2 separate regions of the Mus musculus genome follow, and region 2 is linked to region 1. The links are chromatin contacts, found by Hi-C or POLR2A ChIA-PET in ENCODE. All regions are on one chromosome and are shown on one strand. Each heading gives the region's core, a stretch centred on a gene start or an enhancer-like site at or near the end of the contact. The rest is flanking DNA. Distances are from core to core; before and after follow the strand shown. Region 1 holds the start of Socs7 (suppressor of cytokine signaling 7). Region 2 has its middle 22 kb from the start of Arhgap23.

Region 1 (5,673 bases), core at 1,193-3,692:
CTGGGTTTGGCCCATGACACAGATGTTCAGAAATGGCAACAAAGCCAAAATAAGTCCACACCTTTTATCTTGGAGAATTAAAGTTCCCTTGAAAATCCATGTCCAAGAATGGGTGGTTTGTGAACAAGGATAAACTAGGAAGCTTTAAAAAAAAAATTTAAATTGGGCCCAGATATACTTATCTTTCAACATCCCCCTACCCTCCAAGATTCTAGTGCTCAACAAAGTTATCAATTTATCTGCTCTTTGCCCTTGGTCTGTCACTGTCTGTATGTTTCAAGACTACATCACAGAAACCATACCAAGACCAATTCCAATCAGGCACAGTGGCAGCAGGCCTGGTCCTTGGGAGGAGGTAGGAAGAAAGAGCAAGAGATCCAGACCAGTCTGCTACACAGTGAATTAAAAGCAAGCCTGATCAACATAATAAAAACCTTGTCTAACAAAACAAAACAAAAGCCACCAATTCAAGTTTAAAACAGATTCAGAACTACAACTCACAATGTTATACCACAAGGTAAGACTCATTCATGGCTGCAAAAGCTGACAGCTTTCCAAACTGACACTACAGAACTATGTCCCGACAGTAAAAGTCTAGCCACTTCTTAGAAATTCAGGGGAACAACTCACCATTTAAGTTTGGAATTGCCATTAATTGGACTAGAAGTCACTGTGTATACCTCACCTAGACCTCTCACCTCCGTGTGAAAGTGAGAGAGTCAGCACAACGCCATTCAGAAAGTGGTCAGCACACAGGCTTTAGACAGCAAATATCCAGGAACAACCAGAATATTAAGGGAGCTGCCCAGCTAATTGCTGGCCAGACTCCTCGGGCTATTTGCATGCTTGTACTTGCGAAGAGAGTGAAGGCTGGTGCACTGAGAGAACAAGCAAGACGATCAAGATAATAACAGGCAGGTGATTGACACCAGCTTTTCGGCCCCAAGGCCACACATTTCCAGCAACCTTCAGCAATGGTAGTAATAACAGACATGGGAGGGGTGCTTAAAAAGTGGGGCCGGAACAGGGATGGAAGGTGAGGCCGGGCTTCAGATCATCCCCAGCAAGAGACGCTAACCCACTGAGAAGTGTCACAGAGTGTGAACTCTCCGAGAGTTGAAAGCTGTTTCCACAATTAGCTCTGACCTAATGCGAGATGTCACCACCTTTAATCCCAAGTGTCTGCCTCCTCCTGAAGTCCACAGCTCAGCTCTAACAGTATCGTGTTGGCAGTAGGGGAAAACGAGGGAAACGAAACAAGAAATGGAACTTTGTCGCTTGCCCACCCCCAACCCCCAAGCCAATCTCACCTCCCCGTATCCAGCTCCCGGACCGCTGAGCCTCCCATGTCGGTCAGGCTCGCAGCTGAAGCTGCCAGATCTCCCGAAGGCCTCTTGCCGGTCCCATCCCCGCCGCCCGAGCCGCCGTTACAGCTCTTCGTGCGAAACAGGCGACTGAGGCGGATTTTGAAGGAGCCCTTCCGAGAAGGGCCTGCGAGAGGCCGGAGGGGCCCGGGAGGCGGCGGCGGTGGGGGAGGTTGCTGCTGCTGCTGCTCCCCTCGGCTCAAGCGCCCTGGAGGGACCAAGTCCTGCAGCGGAAAGGGCACCGGGGGTAGTTCGGGACCCGGAGGCTGCAGAAGCAGCCGGCCACCCACTCCTCCTCCTCCACGGCCGGGGCTGCTGAGCTCCTCTTCCGAGCAGCTGTTAGTCTCCAGGCTCTCGGCCTCCGATTCCAAGCCCTCCAGGACCAGCAGCGCGTCGCTCGTCTCCGTCGGGTCCTCCCCGGCCTGCGGGGCGGCAGCAGGCGGCGGGGGTTGCGGCGGCGGCGGCTGCGGGGGACACGGGCACGGACAGCAGCCTCCGCCGGCAGTCTTGATCCCCGGCCCCGCCGGCTGTCCGAGCCCCAGGGCCGCCAGCTGCGCCTCTAGTCCAGCCACGGGACCCCAGGTCCGCTCGAGCGCCAAGCCCGGCGGGAGGGCCTTGGGATCCAGCGCGCAGCGGTGCCGGGGACACAGCAGTTCCGAGGGTCCCGGCTCCCGGGCCGCCTCCGCGTCCTCCTCCTCCGGCGGCCGCCCCACGTTGCGGAACACCATCAGCTGAGGCGGCCGGGCGCCCCGCGAGCCGGGCCGCGCGAGGAAGGGTGGTGGCGGCGACGGGCCATGGCTGTGGCCCGGGGGCGGCGGCGGCGGCGGCGGGCCTGGCTCGGGGGCGGCCTCTCCATAGCCGAGGAGGCGGCTCAGGACCCGGTACGAAGCGGCCGCCGCCGCCGCCTCGCCGTCCCGGAGCTCGGCCCCCTGCATCGGGGTGGCGAAGGGAGGGAGGGCGGGCGGCTAGGAGCCGGGCTGGGTGGGGACTAGGCCGGGCCCCGCCGGAGCCCCGCCCGCCGCGGCCCCCGGAGCGACAGCGCTAACGGCCGCCGCGGCCTCTGCCTCATAGAGGGGGCGGGGGGGGGGGGGCGCGCGGAGCCCAGCGCGAGCCCAGGCCGCGCGCTGCCGCCGAGGACCGCCCCTAGACGTCACTTCCTGTCCAGGGCCCGCCCCCTTTCCCCAGGGTGCGCAAGCGTCGGACTCCACTCTGCCTGACGTTTCTCTTGGCCCTGGTAGCTATTGGCCGTCTGCTGCATCTGGGGCCTCCGTGGTCTCCGGCACCGACCCCTGCTTTTTCACTTCCTGGGCGCCCGGGCCCTGTCCACCGTCCTGTGTAGAGCAGTGCAGGCCTCGGGACCCGGGTCTGGACCTGGGAGAGGGTCGTGGACCTTGGCACTGTCTGGGGGTCTTGTCCTGTCCATGCTGCCTGGAGTGTGTGACCTTGGCCAAGTCATTTCATTACATCTGCATCCTCTTTCCTAGCATCCGATGAACTGTGGAATGACTACATGAAAATGGGTTGTAGAGCCTGCAGTGTGCTCTTCCGTGCCAAAACAACTGGATCTTTGAGAAGACAAGAGTGTGTATATAGTTAGCATAATCTCATCATGAATTTGAAATGAAGAATGGATATACACAATTCCAAGAAATGAAGATATACAATAGCCAATTCTGTACGACTGATGGCCAAATACATCCTTCCACTGATTGTTGTCATAGTGTATGTCATGTTGAGGATAGAATCCAAGACGTGGCACGTGCTAAGCAACAGTTCCATCACCAGACCTCATTCCCAGCCCTTCCCAAAATGATGACAAGTGACCAAGGACTGCAATTGTAACAAGAATTTTTACTAATATTTTCCTCTGTTGATGAAAGAGAACAGTGAAAAAGCAAAACCTGATCAAATCATCAATCATGGGGGCAACTTTGCTGAGTCGGAATTGGTTTCAGTGACGGGGAAGAGTTCCTTCAACGTTTTTGTGCCATTGCTAATGTAACACCTACAGATAGATGTACAGGAGATGTAAATCAGAATCGCTGTCATAATCTCCATCACTTAAAAAAAATGTATGTGTATGCACATGTGTGTGCAGAATCCGAGAAAGGGCATCAGATCCCCTAGACCTAATTATTAGCTGCCCCAAGTCCCTGGACATGGGTGTTGAGAGCTGAGTTCTGACCCTCTGCAAGAGCAGAACAAGCCGTTATCTGCTGAGCTAGCTCTCTAGGCCCCTCCATCTCTCTTTCTTTCTTTCTTTCTTTCTTTCTTTCTTTCTTTCTTTCTTCCTTCCTTCCTTCCTTCCTTCCTTCCTTTCTTTCTTTCTTTCTTTCTAGACAGGGTTTCTCTGTGTGGCCCTGGCTGTCCTGGAACTCATTCTGTAGACCAGGCTGGCCTTGAATTCAGAATCATGTCTGTGCTGGGAATGAAGGAATGTGCCATCACCACCCAGCTCCCTATACCCCTTTTGTTTTTCAGACAGGGACTCTCACAAGTATCAGGACTTAAGTTTGGATCCCCAGCACAGTATAAAAGCCAGGCAGAGCAGCATGTGTCTGTGATCTTCGCACTTGATGTGGGGTGGATCCCGGGAGCTCCCTCACCAGTCAATCTAGCCAAATTGATGAACTCCAGAATCAATGAGGAACAGGCACATTACAGAGCCATCTTCCCAGCCCAGTGGGGTCATTCTGAAATAGAAATTTGCTCACAGCCTGTGATTGTAAAGATGTATTTACATATATTTCTCTGCACACCAAAAGACAGCATCAGACCCATTACAGATAGTTGTGAGCTGCCACGTGGAGTCCTGGGAATTGAACTCAGGACCTCTGGAAGAACAGCCAGTACTCTTAACCACTGAGCCATCCCTCCAGCCCCACAGCCTGTGATTGTAGTTGTTCATGCTTTCTGCATTCTTAGGATAGAGAGAAAACCCTCTATGTGACATATAGGGTCCTAATGGTTTTGCCCTGCCTACGTCTTACTCTTACACATTGCCCACCAAGCTGTATCTTGTCTGTTCAGTTCTGCTAACACCGTTCTTTTTAAGACTTATTTATTATTATACATAAGTACACTGTAGCTGACTTCAGACACACCAGAAGAAGACGTCAGATCTCATATTAAGGGTGGTTGTGAGCCACCATGTGGCCGCTGGGATTTGAACTCAGGACCTTTGGAAGAGCAGTCAGTGCTCTTACCCGCTGAGCCATCTCACCAGCCCAGTTACACCGCTATTTTCAACATTCATGGGCATTCTTCTGTTATTTGCCACTGCTACCCCTTTTTTCTCCTGCAGTGTCAGGACACAAATCCAGTGTTTATATCTCCAAAGCAAAGCTGCAGCTTGACCAGTGGCCAGCATCTCCCACCTAACTAAGCTCCATTCTCAGATAAGTTTTCTCTCGGGTTTGTGCTCAGTGAACTGGCCAGCCTTCAGACTGAACTCTCTCCTCACCAGACCGGGGAGATGTACGTTCTCTCTCAACTTCAAGACCCAGTCTCTGTTACGCTTAATTGCACATGTGTGATTTGATTAACACTCTGTCCAGACTAGAGAGATGGCTCAGTGGTTATCACTGACCACTCTACCAGAAGACCCAAATTCAATCCCCAGCTCCCACACAGGGGAAGCTCACAGCTCCCAGTCCCAGGTGACTGCATCCCTCTAGCTTTCACGTGGGCGTGCCCATACACAGGTGACTAAAAATGAAATAAGTCATGGAGCTAGAGAGATGGCTCACTTAAGAGCACTGCTTACAGTTTGGAGAGATGGCTCAGAGGTTAAGAGCACTGACTGAGTTCAAATCCCAGCAGCCACATGGTGGCTCACAACCATCTGTAATGAGATCTGATGCCCTCTTCTGGTGTGTCTGAAGACAGCTACAGTGTACTTAGATATAATAATAAATCTTTAAAAAAAAAAAAAAAGAGCACTGCTTACTCTTCTTGTGGATCCCAGTTCAGTTGCCACCACCTACACTGTGGCTCACAAAGGTCTAATTCCAGCTCCATGGGATCAGATGCCCCCTTCTGGACTCCTTGGGCACCAGACTCACACATGGTAAATAGACAAGCAAATATGACAGCCATCAAAAGCATAAAAAAGATAAAAATAAAAACAAACAACAACAACAAAAAATAGGGTATGGTAGTGCACACCTTTAATCCCAGAACTCAAGAAGCAGAGACAGGTGGATTTCTGTATGTTCTAAGCCAGCCTGGTCTACATAATGAGTTCCAGGACAGCCTGAGCTACATAGTGAGACCATGTCTCAAACAAACCAAAGATAATAACAATAAA
Region 2 (5,673 bases), core at 1,802-4,301, 66 kb before region 1:
TCTAAGGCAAATGCCCTCCACTCCACTCCTGCCTCTGAGGGACTTGGAAGGGCATCCCTTATAAAGCGATGGGAGACATCTCTTATGTCCAGACCCTCGTCCTCAGTCAGCCCAGCTCTGCCCTTAGACATGGAATCATAGGCACAACAGAACTAGATGACAGGGACAGAAAGTGGTGGCACACATCTTTAATCCCAGCACTCAGGAGACAAAGGCAGGCAGATCCCTGAGTTCAAGGCCAGCTGGTCTACAGAGTGAGTTCCAGGACAGCCAGGACTAAACAGAGAAACTCTGTCTCAAACAAAGAAAAAGGAGGTGGGGAGGAAGGAAGAAAGGAGGAGAGAGAAGAGAGGGAAGAAAGTAAGAAAGAAAAAAAGGAAGAAAGAGAAAAAAACAGAGACAGAGAGAAAGAAAGAAGTGAGGTAGGGGGGCTGGAGAGATGGCTCAGTGGTTAAGAGCACTGACTGTTCTTTCAAAGGTCCTGAGTTCAATTCCCAGCAACCACATGGTGGCTCACAACCATCTGTAATGGGATCCAATGCCCTCTTCAGGTGTGTCTGGAGACAGCAACAATGTACTCACATATATAAAATAAATAAATAAATAAATAAATAAGAAGAAAGAAGGAGAAGAAGGAGGAGGAGGAGAAGGAGGAGGAGGAGGAGAAGGAGGAGGAGAAGGAGGAGGAGGAGGGGATGCTGGAGAGATGGCTCCACGGTTGTTAAGAGCCCTGGGTACTCATCCAGAGGACCCAGGTTCAATTCACAGCATCCAAACAGCAGCTCACAACTGTTGGTAACCCCTGTTCCAGAGGATCAGCCACCCTCACACAGACATACATTCAGGCAAAACACCAATGCACATAAAATAAAAGTAAATTTATGCTGAGGGGTGGTGACACACACCTTTAATCCCAGAACTTGGGAGGCAGAGGCAGGCAGATTTCTGAGTTCGAGGCCAGCCTGGTCTACAGAGCGAGTTCTAGGACAGCCAGGACTATACAGAGAAACCCTGTCTCGAAAAACCAAAAATAAATAAATAAATTTATAAAGAAGAAGTAGTAGCCAGTAGCACCTGTGAACCTGGAAGTCCCCACCCTGTTCCCTGAGCCAACCCCACAACCACAGCTGGATAGGGAATTCTGCACTGGTCCATGGGCCATTGAGGGGAGGGGGACAGAAGGCTCTACACTCATCTTAGCATTCAGGAAGGAACACATTTACCCCTGGCATTCACATTGGTCCTATTCTAAGTAGCACGAAGGCTGCCAATCAAGTTCACCCAAGTGCTCTTTGCTGAGCAAAGTTATTGGGAAGGCATTCTAGGAACGGACAGGTGGGAGGGGTCATCCACCCGGCCTCCTGCCCACCATCAGGGTGGACCCCGCCACCCGAAGGCCAAGGGCCCAGCCCACTTCCCATCCACACTCACTCTGGGTGGTTTGGTTTCCCTCTGGGAAGTCAGTCTAGGCTGATAAATTTTGGCCACCAGGCCCTGGAGGACACACCCCCAGCCTCCACACACACCTGCACCCCCTTCCCTGCGCTCCAGTCACCACATCCTCTGGCCTCCTTCCAGTTCCCGTGAGCACTGTGCTCCCTTCCAGCCTCTGGGCCACAGCAGCACGCTGTTTTTGGAATGTTCTGTTGCCTTCAAGCCCTCCCTGCTTCTCCAGCCCTTTTGATTCATTCCCACCCACCCCGGACCTTCTAGCACTAATGTCTGCCAACACACCAGCTCCAGGCGGCTCAGCACTTACAACCTGGACTAAGGACCCCCAGGACTCACAGGACAGAAGGAGAGAACTGATCTCATGTGTCCCTCTACAGACCTGGCTGGCCTCAAACTCAGAGATCTGCCTGCCTCTGCCTCCTTGAGTGCTGGGATTAAAGGTGTGCGCCAATTGCTTAAAAAAAAATTTAAAGTCACTTCACACACATCCTGCCCCTGTGCCCAATGCCCGGGCTCTGGACACTCTCTCAGGGCATTTATGATTATAAGGCTATTTTGGCCTGGTAGGCCAGGACTGTGTCTGCTTTGAAGGGACAGTATGTGGCCCGGGTGGGCATCAGCACACTGCTTCTGAATTTGGGGGTGAGGAAGAAGCAATGCTTTCATTGCTGGGGTGGCCACCCCTCCTCTCTGGGGGCCTATCTGGAACAGAGACTACTTAAACTCCTTTTTTGTTGTTTGTTTTGAGACAGGGTCCCATGTGGCTCAAGTTAGCCAAGGATGTCTTTGAACTTCTGATCCTCGTATCTCCAGCCCTCAAGTACTGGGAATACGGGCTTGTGCTACCACACCCATACTTCAGGGTTTTTTTTTTTTTTGTTTTTTTTTTTTTGTCCTTTTTTTTGGTGGGAACCACATCCAAAATTGGACGCATTAGAGTATAGAAGGGGGCAGGGCACACACGGACAGACAGGAATCTGCTTCCATCCTCTGTGGCCACGCCTTCTCCTCACACTCTGTATTCCAGCTACAAGCCCTCCTCATCTGTTTTCAAACATGCTAGACACAGTACTCATCTATATTTTCCCACAGTTCTCTGCCTCCTTTCCATGACTCCCGACTAGTCTCCCCATCCTCACATTGTCAGCCCAGTGTCCCACAATGTGGCATCTTCCTGTGGCAGTCACCTGTGGCAGGCCAAGCCTAGGCTCTTGGCCACCTCATCTCATGCATCCTTGCTATCAGTTTCTCCCTCTAGGTCCACCCGCCCAAAGAGAAGCCGGCTGTCCGGCCTCAACACGCACAGACTACAAGAAGGCAGCTGAGATAAGCTGAAAGGATAAGATGGAAGAGCAGGAGGGAGGAGGGGACAGAGGAAAGCAGAGCGGGATGGTCCAGCCAGACGTGAAGAGCGACAAATATGCGAAGTACGCCTGCCCCGGAGCTATGAATAGTGCAGCCAGGCTGCCAGCCCGGTCGCATACCCCCACCCCCACCCCGCCCCATGGGACAAACTGCACCAGGCTTGAAATGAGGTGCGAGCCCAGGAGGCAGAAACCGCTTCTGCTTGACAGGGCTGAGCCAAGAAAATGAGGGGCGTGGCCATGCAAAATAAGAGCAGCAGGCACCTCTCATTGGTGGATCCCTGCCTACCGCAAGTTTGGGACGGAATGGTTACTCTACCCCAGGCAGCACCCGCAAGCTGAGGCGGCTGCCTTTCCTAAGCCGGTAAGCCCCGGCCAGGGCCGGCCGTCATCAGTCACCCCAGAGCCGAACCCCAATGATGCCGCGGGGCTACTGGAGACCTTCCCATCCCCATCACTGCCCTAATAAGGTTCTGCTTCCCTGCGACGCCATTCCTCACTACCTTAGCCCCAGGTCAGCCTTGGGGTTTAAAGGTCTGAGCTCACAAACAGCTGAGCACTTAGGAAACATCTGAGCCAGTCCCTGCCCCAAAGGTACCTGAGAGTCGAATTTCGGCCCTACCCTGTCCCTATTTGTCCCCAAACAATTCAAATTTCAAAGACGAATCTAGGACAATGGAAAGGTTATCACCAAGTGGGGCTCTAGGTGGAGAGGTTAGCTCACTAGGTAAAGGGTCACACAGAGCCTGAGGCTAGTCTCCACTCTGTGTAAACCTGATCTCACCCTTTCCCTATCCAAACCTCCACCTCCTGAGCTGTAAGGGACCCTTCAGGGTCCCTCAGAGGATGCGGCTGGACGCCTGGCGCCTACTTGCTGCCCAGCAAGTTTCAGTTCAGCAGTCCCCAAAGGATTTGCAGAAATTAAAAGCAGTCTGAATTTATAAAGATCAAAAGGGTAGACATGAAACAAACAGAGCAGATGTGGAAACAAGGTTCAGAGAATTGCCTAAGCTGAGGATGCCAGTATCCTGGAACTGGGGATGTGGTATTAGGGGGCAGGGAGCACTGAGAACTCAAGGGCAGCCTAGGAAACATACTGTGTTCTAGGCAAGCTTGGACAATTTAGTGAGACTGTCTCAAAAATTAATAATTAATTAAAACAACAGCAACCAGGGGCTGGGAAAAAATGGCTCCATGGTTAAGAGTAACTGGCTGCTCTTCCAAGGAACTGGGTTCAATTCCTACCACCCATATGGCAGCTTACAACCATCTGTAACTCCAGTTCCAAGTGATCGATTCTCTCTTCTGACCTCCTCAGGCCCGACACACACACATGGTACACAAACATGCAGGCAAACCACCTGCCTGCATGCACATTATCACCATCACCATCATCACCACAACAATACTAAGCCACCTAAATAAGTACAAACATAAATATATAAATTACTCAATTCCCAGACCCCACAAGGTAGAAGTTGAGACACACACACAAATGCAAAAAGTGTTTAAACACACAACACACACACACACACACACACAGACACCTGTCCTGTGGCCATTGCCATATTGTCTAACACAAAGGAGCATGGAAGGGGTGGTGTGATGCCAAATGCCTTTAATCTTGGCACTCAGGAAGGAGAGGCAGGCAGATCTCTGTTAGTTTAAGGGCAGCCTGGTTTACAGAGTGAGTTCCAGGACAACCAGGGTGGGTGGGAGGGGAAGATGTCACCAGGTCACCACTGGTGGCTCTAGAGTAGCTCAAGCCCTTGTTCTCTGGTTACTGTCAAGGCTTGCTCTTTTTTTTTTTTTTTTTTTTTTTTAAAGATTTATTTATTTATTATATGTAAGTACACTGTAGCTGTCTTCAGACACTCCAGAAGAGGGCGTCAGATCTTGTTAGGGATGGTTGTGAGCCACCATGTGGTTGCTGGGAATTGAACTCAGGACCTTCAGAAGAACAGTCCGGTGCTCTTACCCGCTGAGCCATCTCACCAGCCCAAGGCTTGCTCTTTAATAGAGTCGGGACCCGGGGTTATCTTTTATTTGTTTGTTTGCTTGCTTGCTTGTTTGAGACAAGGTTTCTCTATGTAGGCCTGGCTGTCCTGGAATTTTCTCTGTAGACCAGGATGGCCTTGGCTTTGAACTCAGAGATCTACCTGTCTCTGCCTCCAGAGTGCTGGGATCTTATCCTATCTCAGGATCCTACCAGGCTCTGTGTGTGTGTGCGTGTGTGTGTGTGTGTGTGTGTGTGTGTGTGTGTGTGTGTGCTCGCACGCGTATGCGTACATTTACCAGAGCCACCACAGGGATGCCTTCCTCTCCCTTATGCTAGTCCTCCTTGGATTGCAGCTCACTGCACTTGCTGTGACAGGTGGGCCTGTGTTGGGCCATGGGAGGTCATCTCCCCTGCAATTTTGTGTCAGCCAATATAGCAGTAACTACAGGACAGGTATAGGATTCAGAAAGAATTATCTATTGAGCTAGTGACATATTTACTCTCTCAGAATTTGGTTTTTTATTTTGTTTTTATATTAAATATACATTGCTTAGTGATGGCCTTTGAACATCTACCCAACAGAAAGTATTTTACTAAAGAGTTCTTGGGGACTTGGGGTATGGCTCATTTGCTGATACTCTTGCATAGCGTGTATGAAGCCCTGAGTTGGGTTCCCAGCTGTATATAACCTGGCATTGTGGTACTTTCACTAACGGCAGCACTTGGGAGGTGAAGCCAGAGACTAGAAGTTCACGGTCATCCTTGGCCAATAATCAAGTTTGAAACAGGTTTGGAATATATTAGACTCTGTCTCAAAAAAATTGTGATACTAATTTTTGAGGCTGGCAAGATGACACG

The links. A loop is a pair of places that touch in the nucleus more often than their neighbours do. ChIA-PET counts read pairs that join two places held with the same protein, here RNA polymerase II (POLR2A).
Region 2: a map of regulatory T cell shows a loop between it and region 1 (2.1-fold over the local background). The contact joins the enhancer-like site here to the promoter of Socs7 in region 1. A Hi-C loop is called at or near these places in 1 of 37 maps with a recorded cell type or tissue (regulatory T cell). POLR2A ChIA-PET finds 5 or more read pairs at or near these places in 3 of 5 experiments (Patski and embryonic stem cell).

The regions. Positions count from the first base shown.
Region 1 is chr11:97,359,061-97,364,733 of GRCm38, reverse strand. Socs7 (suppressor of cytokine signaling 7) reads right to left here and starts at 2,442. Exons shown (of 10, transcript NM_138657.4): 1 at 1,311-2,442. The coding sequence starts at 2,299.
Region 2 is chr11:97,425,691-97,431,363 of GRCm38, reverse strand. It overlaps a transcript of Arhgap23 not described here. Among named protein-coding and RNA genes, the nearest start is that of Arhgap23, 22 kb to the left of the region's middle. Within about 2 kb of position 3,051, at least 2 of the 3 ENCODE cell types and tissues checked have a DNase peak (open chromatin) inside an H3K27ac peak, as active enhancers do.